Regions from separate parts of the Homo sapiens genome. Here region 2 is linked to region 1. The links are chromatin contacts, found by Hi-C or POLR2A ChIA-PET in ENCODE. All regions are on one chromosome and are shown on one strand. Each heading gives the region's core, a stretch centred on a gene start or an enhancer-like site at or near the end of the contact. The rest is flanking DNA. Distances are from core to core; before and after follow the strand shown.

Region 1 (4,434 bases), core at 598-3,097:
GCCTTGGAAATGGGAGGGGGCACAGTTGTTTCCCAAACTGGGCGGGACTTGGGGAACCCCCATCTGGGATTGTCCACCATGGATGTGAAGACCAAGGGCTCAGGGAGTGAAGGTCATGGCAGATACCCCCAGCCAAGGTGGCTGGCCTGGGAGTGGGAAGATGCCAGGAGAACACAGCATGGCCAGCAGCTCCCTGGGGCTGTCTGACAGCTCCTGAAGGGCCTCGGGTTCCACACGGAGTGTGGGGTGGTTTGAAGGTGTTGGCATGAAGCCAGTGCTCCTTGGTTCCTGGTGTGGGGGCCAGAAGCTCAGAATACTGGGGCTAAGGGAACCCCCTACATCTGACATCAATTCTTTTCCCTGTCCCCAAATGGGGGCTGGAGTGGGGAAGGGTTGAGGTTGTCATGTCCAAAGCTCTTTCCTTCTCATCCTCCTAAGCACCCAGCATCACTCATCCCTGGACAATTTAGCTGCCATCAGCACCTGCTGTTTGATGCAGAAAGAGGGGAAGGGGAGGTCAGAGGAGGGAGGAGAGCAGAGGGGACACCAGAGGCTTTGTTCCCAGGTGCCCACCTCCTAGGGAGGGAGGGGTGGGGGTCAGTGGCAGCCCCATGCCCTATCTGGCAGGCAATCCTGTGTCTGAGTTTGGGAATTAAGCTGTCCTCGCCTCTCCAGCATGAATGAGGCCTGGGGGACTGTGACAAGAGCTGTCAGTGCTGGTATCCTGTGCCAGTAATCGCTCAAAAGGCCAGGCAGCTCAGGACGCCTGGGAAAGATGGGATGGAGAGGGCAGGGTCCAGGGCCTGCTGGGGAGGGGCCAGACAGGAACACAGACACCTTTGTGTGCACCTGATCAGTGCCAGCCACTGGCTGCTTCCTGTCGGAGGGGCTTTGTCCCTGTCCTGTCTCCCATGCCTGGACTTTAGGCAACTCTGGGCCTAGGGCCACATCCAACCACACTGTGTTCTGTCCCCAGCGCTTGCTCGGGGCCAGGCTCCGAGCTTCCCCTGAAAGCTTGTCCTGGAGGGGATCGAACTTCAAGGCGAGGCAGGTGACGGTGAATGTCTTGACGGCCCTCAGCAGATGGGGCTTTTACTGAGGTTGAGTTTCTTTCTGGCAAGAAGTTTTGGGGACCAGGGTTCTAGGCCGTGGGCCCCAGCCCAGCTCATTCCAAAACCATTAGGCCAGGTAACCGCAGCAGCACAGTGGGGCCAGGTGACAGCTGGAGCAGCTGCAGACAGCCTCAGTCCCCAGCGTGCTGACATGTTAGAAGTACACGTCACTATCTCAGCAGTCAGCCGCCACATCTGGAACTGCTCTCGGCCTCCTCTAATTGCCTCATTATTTTCCGAGGAAAAGCGCCCCCGTCCCCAGCTCTCCGTTGCTGTCCCTTCCCTCTGGCCTGTCCCGAAATCCACCTGAATGAGCCCCAGACCAGGGTTTGGGATTCTATGGGGGAGGGGAGGGCATCTCTCCAACTTGCAGGCCCTAGAAAAGAGAGAAACCACACATGGACCTGGCTTTGTCCCTGGTGCCCGGAACGCAGGGTCCTTGAAGAATTCAGGTGGATCCCTTGGAACACGCAAGACTCTGACCCCTCTTCCTGTCAGCAAGTGTCTGTCGTGCACAACATTGTCTGAAACTAGGGAGAGGGCAAGGAAGCAGAAGATACAGTTTCTGCACACAGTGCACCTGCCATCTAGGTGGAAAGACAAAAAGGAAGTGGAGAACCAGTCAGGCGAGGTGTGGCTTATAATCCTGACCGCATCTCATTTGTCCACCCATCACCTAGGGGCCCGGGCTGTGTGTTGGCCGTAGTGGGTGTCGAGATGCAGCTGTAGCCCTGTCCTGGAGCACCTGACATGTTTCAGAGAGATTGCAGGAGAGGCACCCAGGCATCCGGAGATCACTAGCAAAATGCCGATGCAGCCTGGGTGGGGAGGGGGCCTTCCTGGGGACCTGAGAGCTTTCAGGAGGAGAGAAGGGAGGGGCATTCCAGAGGAAGGAGTGCTGTGGTTTCTAGATGTGTCTGCAAGCAGTGTGGTGTGTTACTGCAGTGTAGAGCTTGTGGCAGGGAGCGACATGGCTGGAGAAGTAGCAAACTTGGGGAGCTTGGATCCTGACCCATAGGGGAGGGGAGCACGAGACGGCAGAGGTCAGAAAGCCCAGGGAGGGGGAGGTAGGTAGCACAGAGCTGTTGCGGAGTCAGGGCCGTGGCACACCTGGAGGCCTGCGCCGTCCTGATAATCCTCTCAGCCGGTGACTAAAGGAGCCCTCCAAGCAGCAGACAAGTTACCCCTCAACATCAAGACACCCAGAAACTCCCCGGCTTCAGCTCTCCCTGGGTCTCAGGTCACCACTTAGCCCAGCTGTGTCCGGTGCAGACCTGGAAGGAGTGTGGGAGGATCTGTTTGGCTGGTGGGTCTTAGGGTCCTTCTTTTTTTTTTTTCTTGAGATGGAGTCTCGCTCTGTCACCAGGCTGGGGTGCAGTGATGTGATCTCAGCTCACTGCAGTCTCCACCTCCCGGGTTCAAGCAATTCTCCTGCCTCAGCCTCCCGAGTAGCTGGGACTACAGGTGCGTACCACCACGCCTGACTAATTTTTGTATTTTTAGTGGAGACGGGGTTTCACCATGTTGGTCAGGATGGTCTCAATCTCCTGACCTCGTGATCTGCCCACCTCAGCCTCCCAAAGTGCTGGGATTACAAGTGTGAGCCACCCTGCCACCCTACCCAGCCCTTAGGGTCCTTCTTGTACTTGTTGGGGGCTCCTTGTTCCTGGAAGCCCACGGTCTCCCCCACCTGCCCAAGGTGGGCCCTGGGTGGGCCACTCTCAGGCCCAGCGACCCGGCTGGCCTGTCCTGGGAGTCTTTGCAGCCGGAACCTCAGAAAGGATGGGGAAAGCTTGGAGCTGCATGTAGGGTTCCAGCTGGAAAAATTGGAGGGGAAGGCACACTCCATCCTGCCCCCAGCATCAACTGAGGCCAAGAATTCTCCTAACAGGGCCTGGCTCCAAAAGATGACAGGCCGCCCATCATCTGCCGGCCTCTGTTGTGGTCCCTGGCACAGTCTCTGTCCCTGTCTGACTCTCAGTGTTTATACATATTCATCCCTCTGTGCCCCAGCATGTGGTCCCTGGTTAGTGCCTTCCCCTTCTGTTAAGATTGCACTCTCGTCCCCTCGCACCTGCCTCGCTCCCTGCCTCTCATTTTCTGTCTCTTATTTTCTCTCTCCAGTCTCTCCTTCTGTGTTAATGTCCCTTCTCTCCTCTGGGTGGCAGCTTCGGCGCCATCCTCTCTTCAGCCTCCTTTTCACTGGGGAGAGCCCCTCTTAGGGGAGGCCCAGCAGCGGCCCCATGATGCAGGGGTGCTGATGAGGGTGCCTGAGCCCCCACAAGACCTGTGTGGGAGGGCAAGGAGGGATGGGCAGAGGCGAGGAGAGGGTGGTGAGAGCTACGGGCAGGGCCTTGGTCAGGGAAGTGAGGAACCTCCTTCACCTCACCCAGTCCCAGCCCGGGACGCCCTTCACAGAGACGGAGGCAGGAATGGCGCTCTTTTCTCTGGCTTCCTGCAGCTGGGGCTCTGTGGGGCCGTAGTGGACTTCAGCCTCGGACGGTCTCCACCAGCTCCTCTCTCAAACAAACAAACTGAGCCTGCTCTGCAAATGTTTGATGACCGGTCCCCTCTATACCTCCCTTGCAGCCTCCCCAGGCCCCTGCTGTATAGAAATGCTGGAGCCTCCACCACTCAGAGATGGGCACCAGCGCTGCGCTGAGTCCAAGAGGGGCGAGGCAGGCCTCTCCTGTTGCAGGGGAGTGGGGTGTACGTGGGACCCTGGGGAATGATCCTAAGGTGACAAAGTTGGGACCCTTCAGTAGCTCATAAACTGGCGTGAAGACTAAAATGAAATGGTAGGGGCGACTCCAGTCATGGGCCCCTGGGCTTAAGGCACCTCAGCACTTCATGATCCCTCAGCCGGAGCCCGGAAGCCTTCCTTGGGGGAGGTCCAGCAGGCGTCCAGCTGTCCACTCCCTGGCCTCGCCTGGCTCCCTTCCCTTGCTGGACACGCACCGAGTCACCAGGCCTGCTTCTCCCCAGGCTTCAGATGTGCAGGCGCGCCCCTTCCACTCGAGGCCTGGTGAGCGGCTTCTCTCTGCTCCATCTGGCCCCTGGGCCTGGCTGGCTAAAGCCCCTGCTTCAGGTCCAGGCTTACAGGTTCCCATCTCCCCAGGAGCCACCTGTAAACCCTGCTGAGGACCTCAGGTCCTTCTGTGTGGTCTAACAGCCCCCATGCCTGCCAGCCTCCATGCTGTCATCATAATTGAAGTTAACTCTGTTTAATGTTTTTTTTTAAGACAGGGTCTCCTCGTGTCACCCAGGCTGGAATGCAGTGGCACAGTCATGGTCCACTGCAGCCTCAACCTCCTGGGCTCAA
Region 2 (4,434 bases), core at 1,217-3,716, 100 kb after region 1:
GCATCCTGTCGGCACCTCCTTGGCCTGTACCATTTCGGGGCATGCTGGCTGACATTCCGACTGCCAGCTTCTATATCACTTGCCTGAGGCCTTTCTTTGCCTGCTGCAGCCTGCTTTGCCCACATATGTGGTAAACCAGACACACCGGGGAATTCATGCTCCTAGAGCAGCCCTCAACCATTGATTGATGGGAGTTGGTATATATGCCCCAGCTCCCTCCCCGCCTCAGGTAGGATGATTCAGAGGCTGTTCAACACTCCCAGAATTCCTCAGTGGGGATGAGCTTTAATTCCCTTAGTAGGAACTAGCTTGGTAACACACCTTTTTGGGGGCCTTTTTTCCTTTCCTGTCTCACTTGCCCACTCTCCTACTAGTGTTTACTGGGATCAAACAAATGACTTGTATTTGAATCCCTTTCTCCAGGTCTGCTTCTAGGGGAACCCAAACTAAAATGGATGGGTTATGCTTAGATCAAACTAAAGTGATACAAGACCATTCTTTTGGGCCATTTTATCTTGTACCCTCATCAACGGAGTCTTATTACTGTAGGGTGTCAACTAAAGACATTGCCAATCCTGTTACTCAGCACTGCCTATACGAATTTCATTGTGAGAAATTTCTTCTAAAACTTACAGCTGGAAAAAATTTTGCTTAGCCTGACACGCTGGTATATTTCCTTCATTCTGGTAAAGAGAATTAGATTCCAGACATCTGTCTGTCTGTCTCCTTTTTTTCCTCTCTCTTTTCCTCTCCAGATTTGCCTTCAGGGAAGCTCAGAAGCCAATCTGGAGTCCAATAACAGCAAATATGCAGGACTTTATCCCCCGTGTATGTGTGTTTCTCTTCCCTAGTCTTGATTTCATTTCGTGTATATTTTCTGTGATCCTAGTTATTCATTCTTATTTGGACTTACTCCTGCTTTAGTGCATGCATCTCTTTGCAAGCCGCCAATACTCTGTGGAACTAGTGGCCATGTGAATAAGGTGTTTAAGAAGCACTTCTTTAATGAATTATATTTGGATGCTAACTGTGCAAAGATATTGTTATGAAACTAGAGAAGTATGAGTCTCCCCTCCAGAGCACCTTCTCACCTTGTAGGACAGTGCTTTTTCAACTCTCTGGTTTCTGTAATTGTCTCCTTGGATGAAATCTTACATGGAAGATATGGCAAGTCAATAAAAAGAAGCTGTTCTGGTTGAGATGTGTGAGTGAGGGGATAGGAAATCCTTTCACTCAGCTTGGGAATCCTCTTCCGCTACACCCCCTACACCCTGTCTTTTGGTCCCCCAGGCACCAGCTTCTAAACTTGAGGTCTTTGTAGAGCACTGGTTGACAAACAGCTTTAGAGACACAAGCAGGGTGTGGGCCTTTGATGCCAGGGCAGTGCTGGGGACAGCAGCTGCGCACGGAGCTGTTCTGCCGCCACCCAGGAAAGGGGGCGCTCACTGCTGCAGGCTGTCTACCCACCGGACAGGGCTGTTCTCCCCAAGTTTGCCTTATCACAGGCGCTGACCTATAGGTCAAGAAGCAGCCTCGGCTGGGCACGGTGACTCACGCCTGTAATCCCAGCACTTTGGAAGGCCGAGGTGGGCGGATCACAAGGTCAGGAGTTCGAGACCATCCTGGCTAACATGGGGAAACCCTGTCTCTACTAAAAACACAAAAATTAGCTGGGCGTGGTGGCGTGTGCCTGTAGTCCCAGCTACTCAGGAGGCTAAGGCAGGAGAATCACTTGAACCCAGGAGGCAGAGGTTGCTGTGAGCCAAGATCATGCCACTGCACTCCAGCCGGGCAACAGAATGAGACTCTGTCTCAAAAAAAAAAGAAGCAGCCTCAGGGCAGTTTCCTCCCCAGCCCACTCTGTGTCACTCCATAGCTCGCTGGGCCCTCTTCTGGCCCTCTTGACACCTCCTCAAGTCCCCTCCTCAAGCCTGGTGCGGATGGGCAGGAGCAGGCTGGGACAGAGGTGAAGATCCAGGGGCTGGCTCGGCAGGAGAGGCAGGTGTGTGAGGAGACAGACCTCTGGCTCTGCCTCTTTTTCTGGAAGCTATCGGTTCTAAGCTTAGACACCAATGCACCCCCCACCCCCAGCCCGCACTGTTTGTCTAATAAGGAAACCTTTTTGACCTAGCCAGTTAAAAGTCCCGGCCCTTCACCTCATTACTGCCAAGGCCAGAACTAAAGAGGTGAAAGCTGGCAGCCTTGGGCTGCCTTCAACTTGGCAACTGGCCCTCAGGGTCTGTGTCTCGAAGTCCCAGCCTTTCAATAGGGCTGTGTTTTCAATCCTGCTTACACAAAGCCGCACGGTCTCCCTCCTGGGCCTGAGCGCGCCATTCTCATCTTTCTATGGGGGATTAAGGGCTGCTCTCTTGTTTGAGTGTCACTCTGCCTTTGAACCACTGTGGCTTCATCTGGTTTCAGGCTCAGCTTCCTGCCAGGAAGTGGATTTACCTCTGATTTGCTGTTACTCTCTCTGCAGGATGATGCTGAGGGGAGTGAGTTCCTTTCTCCCCAGACACCACCACCAGCTCCCCGCTTCCACTCCCCTCCACGGCTCTCCAGCTTGAGCCCTTGACATAGCTCCCAGCTCCCTCCTCTTCTGGTGGAATTCTCCTCTCACACAGGGAAAGCGGAGACTCTAAAGATAGGGGAGCCCCAGGCTGGCTCACTGGGGTTGCGGGGGAGGTTGGAGGTGAGGGAGCTGGAGCTGGAGCTGCCTGAGAGACTGAATGTGCACCTGCTGGGGCTGTGGAGGAAGGTCCTGGATTGAGTCAGGGCTGCTTTGGGTCTCTCTGGGGTGGCAGCCTGGAGCTATTCTCTCTCTTCCTGAAAACTCCAGAAAAGAGTTGAGACAGATGCTTCTTCCCTGGATGCTAAGCTTAGACTGGAAACCAGATCTCTTGAATACAAACCTAGAGACATTTTTACCTTCTCCGTGGAGAGTGTGTGTGTGTGTGTGTGTGTGCGTGTAAGAGATAGATAGAGAGACAGAGAGAAAGAGAGAGAGACAGAGGTAGGAAGGAGAACAAAAGTCAGGTGATTTTAGGTACACTGACATCCAGGCAGAGGAAGAAGATTCTTCCTGGAGGGGAGCCAGTTGCTCTACTCTAACAGAGATCAAGAGAAATATCAAAGTATAATTAGGTCGGCGTCGGACTCCATGTGCTGAAAGCAGTAGTTCGGTGGCCCACAAAATAACCTAGGTTTTATTAATGATTGGGGGAGGGTGAGTTGTGGTGGTGAGAATCCACAGTGGCCCCTATTTCTGGAAATGCAGCTCAGGGGTCTGTGGGTGGAGTTGTTCCTGGATTCTTTCTAGATCTCAGGGGAGAGAAGCTAAAGAGCAGGGTGATCTTGCCCTGGGAGAGAGATACCATCTCTGGATGAAGACAGGTGTGTTTTCTTGTTTGCTTGTTTTGTTTTATGTGCCATCCTCCTACATTACCAGTTAGAAGAGAAAACTGCACTCCAAAACTGGGAGTGAAGAGTCTGAGGGGCACTGAGACTGAGCCAGGTGCGCATGGGTGTAGCGGGGACTGATGGAGAAAGGCTCCAAACATTCTTACGGGAGGAGGAGGATGGTGTAATACAGCTAAATGCCAATGGCAAAAGAGCTGAAAGGGGGGTGTAGCTCAAGCGGACAGAGGCAAAGAGAGAGCCCTTGGCCGGCGCCTGCAAACACCACCCTCCAGGGCCTGGCCCTCCCCTGTGTGCCCTGTTGTGGGCCTCAAAGGGTGCTGGCCCAGGCCCTGTCTGCCATTCCCTTCACAAAGCCGGGGTTGTGTTCTTGGCAGGGCTGGGCCTCCCCGCCATTGAGGTCCCGGCTGGGGCTGCCTGCCCTGGGAGCCTCCCTTCCCAGCCAGAGGCCCTCGATTTGTCCAAGTGCCAATACCTAATGAGGAGCTCATTTGAATCCATGCAAAGTACCAGGGAGCAAGGAGGCATGCTAATTAAAGTGATTGCTGTTCTTTAATTAAGCAATAATTCCCCCAAGGAGGGCATTATCATGCAAATAGAGCCCTCTTGGGTGAGGTAAGGGCTTTGGGCAACAGCTGAGGTCTGTTAATAAGGCCCCTGGGCATCGGAGGGCAGGCATCCAGAATGCCCCATTGAGCTGGGTGATAGAGCAAGGGAAATAATCACCCCTGCGCCGCACTGCCTTTTGTCTCTCCAGGCTTTGGCTGCGGAGCTGTGGGAGGCGGGGACCCTGCACCCCCTGCTGTTCCTTTCCCTTCCTCTCCCTTTGCCTCCTCTCCAAGAAACGTTTTCAGAGCTGTGTGAGGTGGAGAGGTTTGTAGGACAATGTCTAGTTTGGCCCTTCACACAATCGATGTCCCAATCATCAGAGCATCAGCCCAGAAGAGTTGGAATGGAGCCTCCTGAATGTTCATAAACAAGGAAGATATTGCAAGAGGCTGAGCTCTGTTGGGCCAC

What was found. A loop is a pair of places that touch in the nucleus more often than their neighbours do. ChIA-PET counts read pairs that join two places held with the same protein, here RNA polymerase II (POLR2A). Pooled maps may share reads with other maps.
Region 2: a pooled map shows a loop between it and region 1 (2.8-fold over the local background). The contact joins two enhancer-like sites. A Hi-C loop is called at or near these places in 3 of 168 maps with a recorded cell type or tissue (Caco-2, GM11168 and Right ventricle myocardium superior) and 4 of 50 pooled maps. POLR2A ChIA-PET finds 5 or more read pairs at or near these places in 5 of 52 experiments (BJ, HEK293T, K562 and 2 more).

Annotation. Positions count from the first base shown.
Region 1 is chr11:126,186,109-126,190,542 of GRCh38, reverse strand. No RefSeq gene overlaps it. Among named protein-coding and RNA genes, the nearest start is that of RPUSD4, 23 kb to the left of the region's middle. RefSeq lists an enhancer at 3,900-4,434. Within about 2 kb of position 1,847, at least 2 of the 41 ENCODE cell types and tissues checked have a DNase peak (open chromatin) inside an H3K27ac peak, as active enhancers do.
Region 2 is chr11:126,082,188-126,086,621 of GRCh38, reverse strand. No RefSeq gene overlaps it. Among named protein-coding and RNA genes, the nearest start is that of CDON, 22 kb to the right of the region's middle. Within about 2 kb of position 2,466, at least 2 of the 41 ENCODE cell types and tissues checked have a DNase peak (open chromatin) inside an H3K27ac peak, as active enhancers do.